Regions from separate parts of the Homo sapiens genome. Here region 1 is linked to region 2. A link is a contact called in ENCODE Hi-C or POLR2A ChIA-PET data. All regions are on one chromosome and are shown on one strand. Each heading gives the region's core, a stretch centred on a gene start or an enhancer-like site at or near the end of the contact. The rest is flanking DNA. Distances are from core to core; before and after follow the strand shown. Region 1 has its middle 84 kb from the start of LINC00870. Region 2 holds the start of LINC00870 (long intergenic non-protein coding RNA 870).

What was found. A loop is a pair of places that touch in the nucleus more often than their neighbours do. ChIA-PET counts read pairs that join two places held with the same protein, here RNA polymerase II (POLR2A). Pooled maps may share reads with other maps.
Region 1: a map of dorsolateral prefrontal cortex shows a loop between it and region 2 (2.9-fold over the local background). The contact joins the enhancer-like site here to the promoter of LINC00870 in region 2. A Hi-C loop is called at or near these places in 4 of 168 maps with a recorded cell type or tissue (Right ventricle myocardium superior, ascending aorta, dorsolateral prefrontal cortex and 1 more) and 6 of 50 pooled maps. POLR2A ChIA-PET finds 5 or more read pairs at or near these places in 1 of 52 experiments (B cell).

What each region holds. Positions count from the first base shown.
Region 1 is chr3:72,232,133-72,237,746 of GRCh38, forward strand. No RefSeq gene overlaps it. Among named protein-coding and RNA genes, the nearest start is that of LINC00870, 84 kb to the left of the region's middle. Within about 2 kb of position 2,424, at least 2 of the 41 ENCODE cell types and tissues checked have a DNase peak (open chromatin) inside an H3K27ac peak, as active enhancers do.
Region 2 is chr3:72,147,711-72,153,159 of GRCh38, forward strand. It overlaps LINC00870 (long intergenic non-protein coding RNA 870), which reads left to right and starts at 3,547. Exons shown (of 3, transcript NR_038221.1): 1 at 3,547-3,708.

The DNA of each region.
Region 1 (5,614 bases), core at 1,174-3,673, 83 kb after region 2:
GTCTTGGTAACGAGTGGTGCTTGAAGGATGTACTCAGGTTCCTCCCTACTATATGCCACTGTCTTCCCTCCTCTTTGCCTCTACTTTAGAATTTAACAGCCACAGACACTGATTGAACACGTGCATATGTGAGGAGCTGAGGCAGACTCGATGCCTGTCCTCCAGGCTCTCCCGGTCTTTCACCTGCCTGCTGAAATGCTGGCTGGGATCGGGAGTCTATCATATGCAAAGATCTAGCTGGACATGATGCATCCCTAAATCCTGCCCATGCTGCTGACCCTCCACTTCATGAGGCTCTGAGAAAGATGCCTTCTCAAGAACAGCAGGAAAATGTTGGCTAAAGCAGGCAGGGGCTCCACCCCTCAAAGCAAAGAATGCTGGTAAACTAGGTCATTGCCCATAGAGAACTGCTTCTTCCTAAGCGGCTGGGCCTAATTATTGTCAGGTCTGCAGCAGGGCCCCACCCCAGAGGCCCCCAGAGGCAGAAGCCCTAAGAGGCTTCCCCATCTCTGCCTAAGGCCATATCTGGAGCAGGGATCGAGGTGGAGTTGGTGGATCTGTGCCTCAGCTTCCTCACTGCTCCGTGCTGTGTCCTGTGCGGTGTCCCAGAGGTCCCCCATGGGATTGAGCCCATTGCCCCCAGCAGTCACCTGCTCATTAACTCACTCTGTATTGATTCCCTCCCTTCCCTCTTCACTTCCTCACTCCCTCACTGTGCCTGTTAGTGAAATGGGAGAAGTTCCCTTATCACCCTGGCAGGACATGTGCGACAGGGCTGTGGCTCTCTTCTTCAGTGCCCCACTGCTCAAACCCCTAGGGGGAGCATGCAGATGGGCAGGTCGTGGGGAGCGTTTTTGGGCTTTAACCCAACAGCAGCGTCTAGGGTTGTTTACAGCTCCCAAAGCCCCAATGGGTGGGTGTTAAAGTGCGCTCTTTCAGCTTTGCCCTCTGCAGGTGGCTCGTGTTAATCAGCTCAATTAGACCCTCTGCCTTATCACAAGGACAGAGGGCTTTCTGTATCCCAGGTCTTGCTCTAGTGTACCAGAAAAATCAGATCACATGTGGGCTTGGGGATGGGTGCAAGGTTTTATTGAGTGGTGGAAGTAGCTCTCAGCAGATGGATGGGGAGCCAGAAAGGGGATGGAGTGGGAAGGTGGTCTTCTCCTGGAGTTGGACCTCCCAGCAGTTAGACTTTCCTCCGACCACCCCCTGCTGAATTCCATGTCCTCCCGCCATCAATGGCCTGCCAGCATCTGCTGGTGTCTGTTAGTATGCTCTTCCGCTCCTCTGTTCCTCTCGACATCCAGTCACTTGTGTGTGTGTCCACTTAAGGTCTCTTGGGTTTATATGGGCACAGGATGGGGGGCGTGGCAGGCCATAGTGGTCTTGGAAAATGCAACATTTGGGCACCACAACAGGAGTGCTTGTCCTCATTATGTCCATGGGCACAGGCCTTTGGGTGGAGCCTTCACCAGCACCCTACCCTTCTCTACCCAGCACTTTCCTGCCCCCTCCTGTATCATTAGGATCACCTCCCACGTGAACTACTTGTACCCAAGCCCTTGCTGCAGGGTCTGTGGTTCATGCAGAGGCCACTCTTTAGAGAAGGGCCTTGTGGGGATATGGACAGCTGCAGCCTCAACTGTCAGCTCCTTCAGAGGCAGCCTCAGCTGCAGAGGTCCTGACCTGAGGTCCTGCTTCACCCAGGCAGCTCACACCTAGTCACTGTGTAAGGCAGGGTGTAAAGGCCAGGCCATTTCAGCCCAGCAAGGGGACAGTGACAGGCGATGCCCACTCCCTGCTCCCTGCCCCTGCTGGTTGGCTGAGCCTGGGGCTTTGTCAGGCCTGTGCTACAGTCTGACTTCTCCCTTTTCCTGATCCTCTTTCCTTCCCCTTCCCTTCAGAAGACTTGATCCCTAATAAACATCTTGCACCCCAAACTCCATCTCAGAGTCTGCATTTGGGGAACCCTGCCCACAAGATTCCCCAAAGCAAACCTGCAACTCAGATCTTACCTCACAATGTAGGTGAGCAAGAGAGGAGAGCAGAAGCCAATGCAACTCCTTAGCTGGTGAAATGCAACCAGAGAAAGAGAGAGAGACAGCCCAATTCCTAGGTAAAAAGAAGGGAAGAAATGGGATTGAGGAGAGAGAAAGAGATGACTGGGCCTCTTCCCACAGAACAACATTCTGGGACCATAACTCTCTGACCACAGGAAAGAGAGAAGCAGGAGAGAGAAAACCATCGATTTGCCTGGGCTTTTGAATGCAATGACCCTGCTACCTGAGGAATGGTGGCCCATGGAAATTCTTCCCTCACAGGTCCCCAGTTCCTCTGCCTTCCTCCCTTTGTCCAGGGAATGGTGCTCCTTCAGCCTGTAAGCAGCAGTTCTGCCAAACCTCATTAACCGGGTCCAGGGAATGAAATTCCACTCTGGCCTCTGCAGTGCAACACTCAGCCAAATTCCCTCCAGAAGCAACTGCATGGCCAACAGAGGAACCTGACTCACTGGAATTTGCTTTCTCAACAATCGTTGCGTTATGAAGAGAATGCCAGGCTTAGCGGGGTAGCTGTGGGAGAGACAGAACTAGAGGGTGTCTGCCCTTGAGGGGCTCTAGAACCTAGCTGCAAACTGACATGGACCCAAAAAACTACAGAGCAAAGCAACAGATGAAAAGTGACACGTAAATAGTTTTTGAAAAAGAAATGCCTATGGGAAACATCTTCAGCTGAAGTAGTCAAGAAGCTTTCAGAAGGAGGAGGTATTTGAGCCAATCAAATATCAGCCCTCTAAGCCAGCGCTGTCCAATGGACACATTATGTGAACTATAATGTAAGCCACATATGTAACTTCAAATTTTTTACTAGCCACACCAAAAAGGGTAAAAAGAAACAGGTGAAATTAGTTTTAATCCTACATTTTACCTGACCCCTGCATAATTCAAAATAGTATTAATGCAATAATTTTAAAAAAGAATTAATTTGATATTTTATGATGTTTTTTATGCTAAGTCTTTGAAATCCGGTGTGTATTTTACACTTATAGCACATCTTAGTTTAGACCAGCCATATTTCAAATGCTTAATAGTCACGTGTGGTTACTGACTACCATACTGCTCAGTGAAACTCTATGTTCTTGTTAGTGAAAGTGTGCTCATGGATAGGGAGTCTCAGTTTATTAGAAATGCAGAACTTCAAGCCCTGGCCCAGACCTCCTGAATCACAATCTGCACTTTAACAAAAAATCCCTGTCAATCTGTTCGAGCTGCTGGAACAAAGTACCTTACACTGGGTAATGTATTAACAACAGAAATTTGTTGCTCACAGTTCTAGAAGCTGAGATGTCCAACATCAAGGCACCAGCGATTCAGTGTCTGATGAGGACCTGGTCTCTGCTTCATAGATGATACTTTGTTGCTGCACCCTCACATGGTGGAAGGGCACAGAGCACACTTGAGCCTTTGTTTTTTTTTTTTTTTTTTTGAGACAGAGTCTTGCTCTGTCACACAGGCTGGAGTGCAGTGGTGCAATCTCAGCTAACTGCAACCTCCACCTCCTGGGTTTAAGCAATCCCTGTGCCTCAGCCTCCTGAATAGCTGGGATTGCAGGCACCTACCACCGTGTCCGGCTAATTTTCGTATTTTTAATAGAGACGGGGTTTCATCACGTTGGCCAGGCTGGTCTCGAACTCCTGACCTCAAGTGATCCGCCCATCTTGGCCTCCCAAAGTGCTGGGATTACAGGCTTGAGCCACCACACCCAGCACTTAAGACTTTTTTTTTATAAAGGCACTAATCTCATTCATGAGAGTGGAGCCCTCATGACCCAGTCACTTCCCAAGGGCCCACCATCTTAACACTATCACATTGGTATTAGGTTCCAACATGTGAATATTAGGGGGACACTAGCATTCAGATCATAGCAATCCCCAAATGAGCTCATGCTAAAATTTGGGAAGCATAGCTCTAAGACTTTTCCCTCCTCTCCACACAACCAGCCAGTCAGTCACCCAGTCCTGTTAAGTTCAACTTTAAAATATCTTTTGGATACATCTCATTTGTTGCCTTGCCTCTGCCACCAACTTGATGTAAGCAACTACTTTCTCACCCTGTTATAGGTCAAAGTGCATCCTCTAAAAAGATGTTGAAGTTCCAACCCCCAGGAACTGTGAATGTGCTCTTCTCTGGAGATATGATCTTTCTTTACAGGTGATCAAGTTAAAATGAGGTCATTAGAGTGGGCCTTAATTCAGTACAACTGTGTTCTTATATAAAGGGAAAATTTGGACCCTGAGAGAGACACACACAGGAAGAAATGCCACATGAAGACGATGGCAGAGATCAGAGCAATGCAGCAGAAGCCAAAGAACACCAAAGATTGCCAGCAAACCACCCGGAGCTGGGAGAGAGGCGTGGAACCGATTCTCCCCCATGGCCCTAGGAAGGAATCGATCCTTCAGTCACCTTGATTTCAGACTTCTAGCCTCCAGAACTGTAAGACAGTAAATTTGTGCGACTCCGAGCCACCCAGTGTATGGTACTTTATTCATGGTATGACAGTCCTAGCAGACTACTACGCACTCAAGTCTCTGTAATAGCTCCCAACACCTCTTCCCTCTTCCACTAGTGCCAACCCTTACCCTGAAACTCTGACCCACAAGGGTGCTCCAATCACAACCAGAGGAACCTTCTCAAAATGAAAATGGGAGCAGATCACTCTCCCCCGCCGCCCTGCCCTTCCATCGCTCTGCATTTCATTTCTAACCAACTCTCAGCTTTTAATACACGTTCCCTCACCTCTGATGATCTTTTCATTCCTCAACAGGCCAAGCTCTTTCCAGTTTTGGGCTCTGGCATATGCTGTTCCTTTCCCAGGAACGCCGATCCCTCTACATCCCAACTTGACTGCCTCTACTTATCTTCCAGGTGTCAATTCCTCAAGCAGCCTTTGTTGATCACCCAGCCCCCGGTATTCTCTCTCCTAACACATTCTCCTGTCCTTGATAAAGTGCCACTCAAAGTGTGGACCTGTTGCTGGGCCACCAACAGATTATTATGTGTCCATGTCAAGATGCGGAATTTGAGTACTTAGAAACTTTTATTGCAGCTTGACATCACTGTGACATCTAAGCAAGTGATCAGGGAACTCCTCTCCTGATACAGGATTTAGACCAGCTCAAATATTGCCCAACTCACATGGTACAAACTACAATTGTCCCTTGGTATCTGTGGAAGATTGGATCCAGGACCCCCATGTATGCCAAAATCCATGCATACTTAAGTCCTGCGGTCAGCCCTAAGGAATCCAAGGATATGAAAACTTTGCCCTCCATGTATGTGGGTTTCACATCCTGCAAATTCTGTATTTTCAATCCATGTTTGGTTGCAAATGTGGAACCTGCCCATACAGAGGGTCAATTGCAGTTACAATAAAAAATCTGGGCGTAAGTGGACCCGCACTGTTCAAACTCGTGTTGTTCATGGGTAAACTGTACACACAAATCATGCACAATAGGACCACGTATCTATCTGTGATCGATGAGAAATGGAAAACAACAGGTCCACAGATATTAGAGAAGCACTGCTTCCTAAGAAACATCACCAGTAATTCTTTT
Region 2 (5,449 bases), core at 2,297-4,796:
CTATTTTAAGCTTTGTGAATGATCTTTGTTGCAACTATTCAACTCTGCCACTGTACCATGAAGGCAGCCATGACTATATGTAAATAAATGAATGGGTGTAGCTGGGTTCTAATAAAACTTTACTCACCAAAACAGGAAGCAGCCAGATTTGGCCCATGAGCCCTAGTTTGCTAATCTCTGGTATAAAGCCCAACACGCAGTACCTGGCACATAGTAGGTACTCAGTGGAAGCAAGCCACAGTTATTATTGCCACAGCTTGGAAAGCGCACAAGCCGAAGGCTCTCCAGAGCTTAGCTAAGTTTCTACTTCTTCCCCTTCTATGCCACTTAACCATTCAAAGCATGAATCTGTGTCCTAGTCCTTGCTACTCAGAGCATGGCGGTCCATGTACCAGCAGCCTCACCAGACCTGTGAGTTTTTCAGAAATGCAGAATCTTAGGCCTCATCTCAAATCAACTGCATCAGAACCTGCATTTGAACAAGATCCCCAGGTGATATCTGTGCACATGACAGCTGGAGAGACACTGTCCTCTTTCATCACCTGCCTGCCCTTCCCAATCAGAGAGCACATTGCCTGGCCCACACTTGGAGCCAGTTTCTCTGGGATTGCTCATTACCCCACTCTTCTCTCCATCCACTCTAAGTCGCTTTTCACCTCCATCCCTGGCACACTTCACAACTGGAGGCCCAAAGCCCTATCTTTATTCAGCGTAATTCTCACATGTAGTCCCCTGGATTCCACCCACACAGATGTCCTCAGAGCCTCTGCTCAGTTCTAATCACCCCACACCCTGCTCCTGAAATGATCTCTCCATTCCAGCTGCACAGGCAGCCATGCCCCCAGGTGTCCCAGCCAGGTTCCTTGTCTCTTCATTCTCCTCTCCTCCTTTCTCTGTGCTTCCTCTACCCTAGGCACCCCCATGAAAAAATTTTCCAACTCAAGCATTGTATTAGTTCCTTCTTGCATTGCTATAAAGAAATGCCTAAGACTGGGCAATTTATGAACAAAAGAGGTTTAAGTGGCTCACGGTTCTGCAGGCTGTGCAGGAAGCATGATGCTGGCATCTGCTTGGTTTCTGGGGAAGCCACAGGAAACTTACAACTGTGGCCAGAAGGCGAAGGGGGAGCAGGCATGTCACATGGCCAGAGCAGAAGCAAGAGAAAGGGAGCGGGGGGGGGGACGTGCCACACACTTTTAAATGACCAGATCTCGTGAGAACTCAGGATCGCGAGGACAGTACCTAAGGGATGGTTCTAAACCACTCATAAGAAATCCGCCCCCATGATTTAATCACTTCCCAGCAGGCCCCACCTCCAACATTGGGGATTAGATTTCAACATGAGATTTGGTCAGGGACACACATCCAAACTACATCAAGCATCCTGCCTGCCAGGGGATAATCCAGCCCCATGCTGCCTATTACTGCAGCCATTTACCACTGGTGGCTCATCTGAATTAAGATATGCTTAAAGCGTAAAATACACTCCAGATTTCAAATATTTAGTAAGGAAAAGAGAATGTAAAATATTCGTTAATAATTTTGTACTATCAATGATATGTTGAAATGGCATTTCAGATATACTAGGTAAAAAACTTAAAAAAAAATATTTCACCTATTTCTTTTTCCCTTTTTAATGTGGCTATTAGATAATTTAAAGTTACACATGTGGCTTCCATTATAGTTGTATTGGACAGCGCTGGTCTGGCAGGATACTGTATGGATTAAGAAGGCAGGTACCAGAGTCCAACTGCCTGTGTTCTGTTCATGAAAGAATGATTCTGAGACTTATTTAAAAGGTAAGGCAGGGTTTATTTAAGACTATCACAGTAGGGGTACTGCAATAGGGGAGGGAGATGGGGATCAACTCTGAATACAGAAAGGACAGGTGGGGGATTATAGTCAGTGAGCAGAGTAAGGAGAGTCAGTGGATGAAAAATTGCGAAGAGGAGACACCCAGGGTTGGGGAATTCTTGCTAAACTGACCTAACAGGATTCTTGCTAAAGGCAGGTCAAGGACTTATACATTAAAGGTGGGGGATGAGGAAATTGATCAGATTTCAAGGGTGATCAGAGATCAAAGGTGAAGACATTTTGCTAAACTGACTTGACATGATTTTTGCTGTGCAGGACTGGGGCCATATTTGAGGCCTAGTCGAATAGAGGGCTCAGAGGAGACGAACTAAGTTTGGGCGAGGAGAGAGTGTTTGTCAGTTTGAATCCCAGCTCTGCCGCTGTCTGGCTGTGGGTTCTTGTTGAAACTGGACAACCACTCTGTGCTCAGTTCCCTTCTCTAGAAAATGGTGATCATAAAAGTACGCACTTGGAGTATTGCTGTGAGGGTCACAGGAGATGATGTGTGCTAAGTTCTTGGCCCCTTGCCTGGCATGTAATTATCACTCAATAAATACAAGCATTTGTTATTATTTCCATAAATATTTGGGAGGACTGATTCTGAAACCTCCAGGGATCCCGAATTTGGAGCACTGGAAATGCTAACACAGATTCCCGGTTTCCTCCCACTTCACATGTCTTGTAAAGCTCCATGAGCACCCAGTGCCATTCTCCTACCACAAGTTGATGGTTATTTCTATATCCGCTGAAAGTTTCTCTTCAACCACATGACCATTTTTTGCCAAGAAACAGAACTTCCACCGTGTCGCAAGTTCCACAAAGCTAAGGTACTGGTGCTCCCCAGCTACGAGACCCAGTTCCCCTCCATAGTTCCAGATGCACACCATCCAAATTCATGCTTCATTCAAATGGCGCATGACTGTGGATCATGGACCTCTGGGTCATTCACAAATCCTGGAACTTCAGAGGTAATTTGGGAAGGCCAAGGTCAGCCCACTTAAAACAGTTCTCTCTCTTTCTCTCCCAATTTGAAATTCCTACTAACCCCAGAGTGAGCAAGTTACAAGGGAACATTTGTTGTGAGAAGACATGGCAGGCCAGGACCATTGGCCAATGTTGGGCCATTCAACATGTGTCATTGTTGGAAATGGGACAGATAGTCTAATTCTCTAGTGAGGAGATTTAGAATTATGTGGAGATAGGAGAAATTCATTTCTTTGCCAGTAATCTAGCTCATCCTGTTAGAAAAGCCTTAAAAGTGCATCGTAACAGAGACAGCTGAGTCTGACACCCAGCCCTGCATGGGTAAAGTCAGCTCCATTTATTGGACCTAGATGTAAATTTTGGTAAATAGGCTCTTATCTTTCAGGGAGGGTTTTCTGAGAGACCCTTTGCCCAGCAGAGACCTCGGGGAAACCAAAGATGGCAAAGAACTATCCACTCTGTTCTCTGGCCCTATCTCTCCCAACTTCCACCTTTGCTCAGGTAGGTGGAACCTTCATGTAAATGGTTCCCTGCTTATAATGCACATTGGAATTGCCCAGAACGTCTGTTCAAAATGCAGGCTCCAGGGTCCAATGTCCAGGTTGAGAAAGCTGATATAGCACCCAGGGATCTGCAAGTTAATTTTTAAAAGAAAGTCACATGGGGCAGTAATTCTAGCAAACCTTCCTCCTAGGCCGCTGCAGAGCTGTAGAAACCCAGTTGCACAGGGCTTTATGCCTGGCAAGGGCACCCCTTGCTGTGTGCATCCCAGAGGAGGCACGTCTGAAGTCTGCAGAGGAAGCTTCTATCTTCCCTTCCAACGAATTCCTGCTCAGGCCAGCAAGGAAGAGAGTTTGAGTTGTTTATGGGGTAAGAACAAGAAATCTGTTCTGATTGCACTTCACAAAACTGCTTTACACAATTGTGACTTGCTTTACCATTGTCATTTACTGTGGTGATCCAAATGAATCAGCCCCAGTCTCTGGTTTCATTCCGCCCCTTAAGCCTTCCCAGGATTTAGTGCTCCTGAGTCCCTTTCCACTAGGCCAGCAGGCCTGGATCCCTGCCGCTAGGTGCACTGTGGAACATTTGGAGAGCTTCTGTTATAATGCCAGTGCCCAAGCTCCACCCTGAATCATGGAAGTCAGAATTGCGAGGGAGGAGTGGGGCCCAATGTAATGCTTTCTAGCCACTCCCTGGGTGCTACTGATGGTAGTCAGAGTTAACATTTGTGCTAGGTTTTCTAGCCTGGCTGCACATTGGACTCCCCAGAGCAGCTTTAAAAATCCAGATGATGCCCAGTTCCCACACCCAAAGAGACTACATTAGTTAGTTTAACATTTTTTCCCCAGCAATGGAGTGTTTCTAAAATCTTGCTCAAAGTTGAGAGCTGCTATTTAGGCCCTTCTCTTCTACAAGGAAAGTCCTAGCACAAACTCGTCCTGGAGTCATTATTAACTCAAACATCTTCAGGTTCCCTTGGGGGCCTAAGAGAGAAGGTTTGGCTCCCAGACGCCACGATGCCCAGGAATAGAGGGCTCTCGCACTCAACTGGGGGCTATGTACATGTTTGTTGACAAATGGAACTTTGCTCAGCCTGAGAGCAAACCCCGTAGTTCAGTGGGTTTGCAGACTTGCAGTGCTACTCAAAGTGTGGTCCCTGGACTAGCGGCACCAGCATCAGGGAAACTTGTTAGAAATGCAGATCTTCGGGCGCCACTTTGGACCTACTGAATCAGGGGTGCTTGTCGGTGTGGGGCCCAGCAATCTGTGTTTAGTAAGCTCTCAGGGTTATGTTGGTGCATGCATGCTCTAGTTTGAGAAGCACTCCCGTAGTGTGCAGAGGAATCACCTAAGAAGCGATATTAAATGTAAGATTCCTGCACTTCCCTGCAGAGAGGCTGATCCTGGAGGTCTGAAGTAGGACCCAGGAATCTGTTCTATTAGTCAGCACCCCAGGATAAAAATGGTTCCAGGGTCACACCTAGAAAAGTCTAGTAGAAGCCATTTGCCCGCAAAGGACAATGCTCCATCTGGCCACGCATCCCACAGCCTGCGAGGCCTCCAGTCTTCCCTCCCAGGCTCACACCCCCACTCACAAAGCTTCTGGAGTATTAAGCCCTTTCCACTCCCCAGCCTTCCCTGGAAAATGGGCTAAACCAATCCACAGGGGGTGAAGGGCAGAACCGGTGTCCCAGCACCAGGGTTCTGTTGCAGCTTCAGAAGCCTGTATTTGTGGACAGAGCTCTTCCGAAGGTTCCAGGAGGATGAAAACATCCAGTGACTCCCAGATGTTGCTGGGCTGGATATATTTATTTCTAATAATGCTCCTGGCTCCACGCTTCCAGATGGACAGTCCCAAAGAGAATGGTTTGTTTCCTTTCGTCTTCCTCCACGATGCATTTTACGATTGCAGAGGGTCCTGCTTGCCATGTGTTTGCTTCTAATCTGTAAGTGCTTTTCCACGGGCTTGGCTCTTGGCAGTTCCCATATTTACCGAGGAGAGCACACGCCGTCAGAGGCTGGCTCCCGTCCAGCCTCCTCCAGAGTTCAGTGTTTGGAGGTTGGCAGCAGATGAAGAAGCATGGCCTCTCTGTCGCCGGCTCAAACT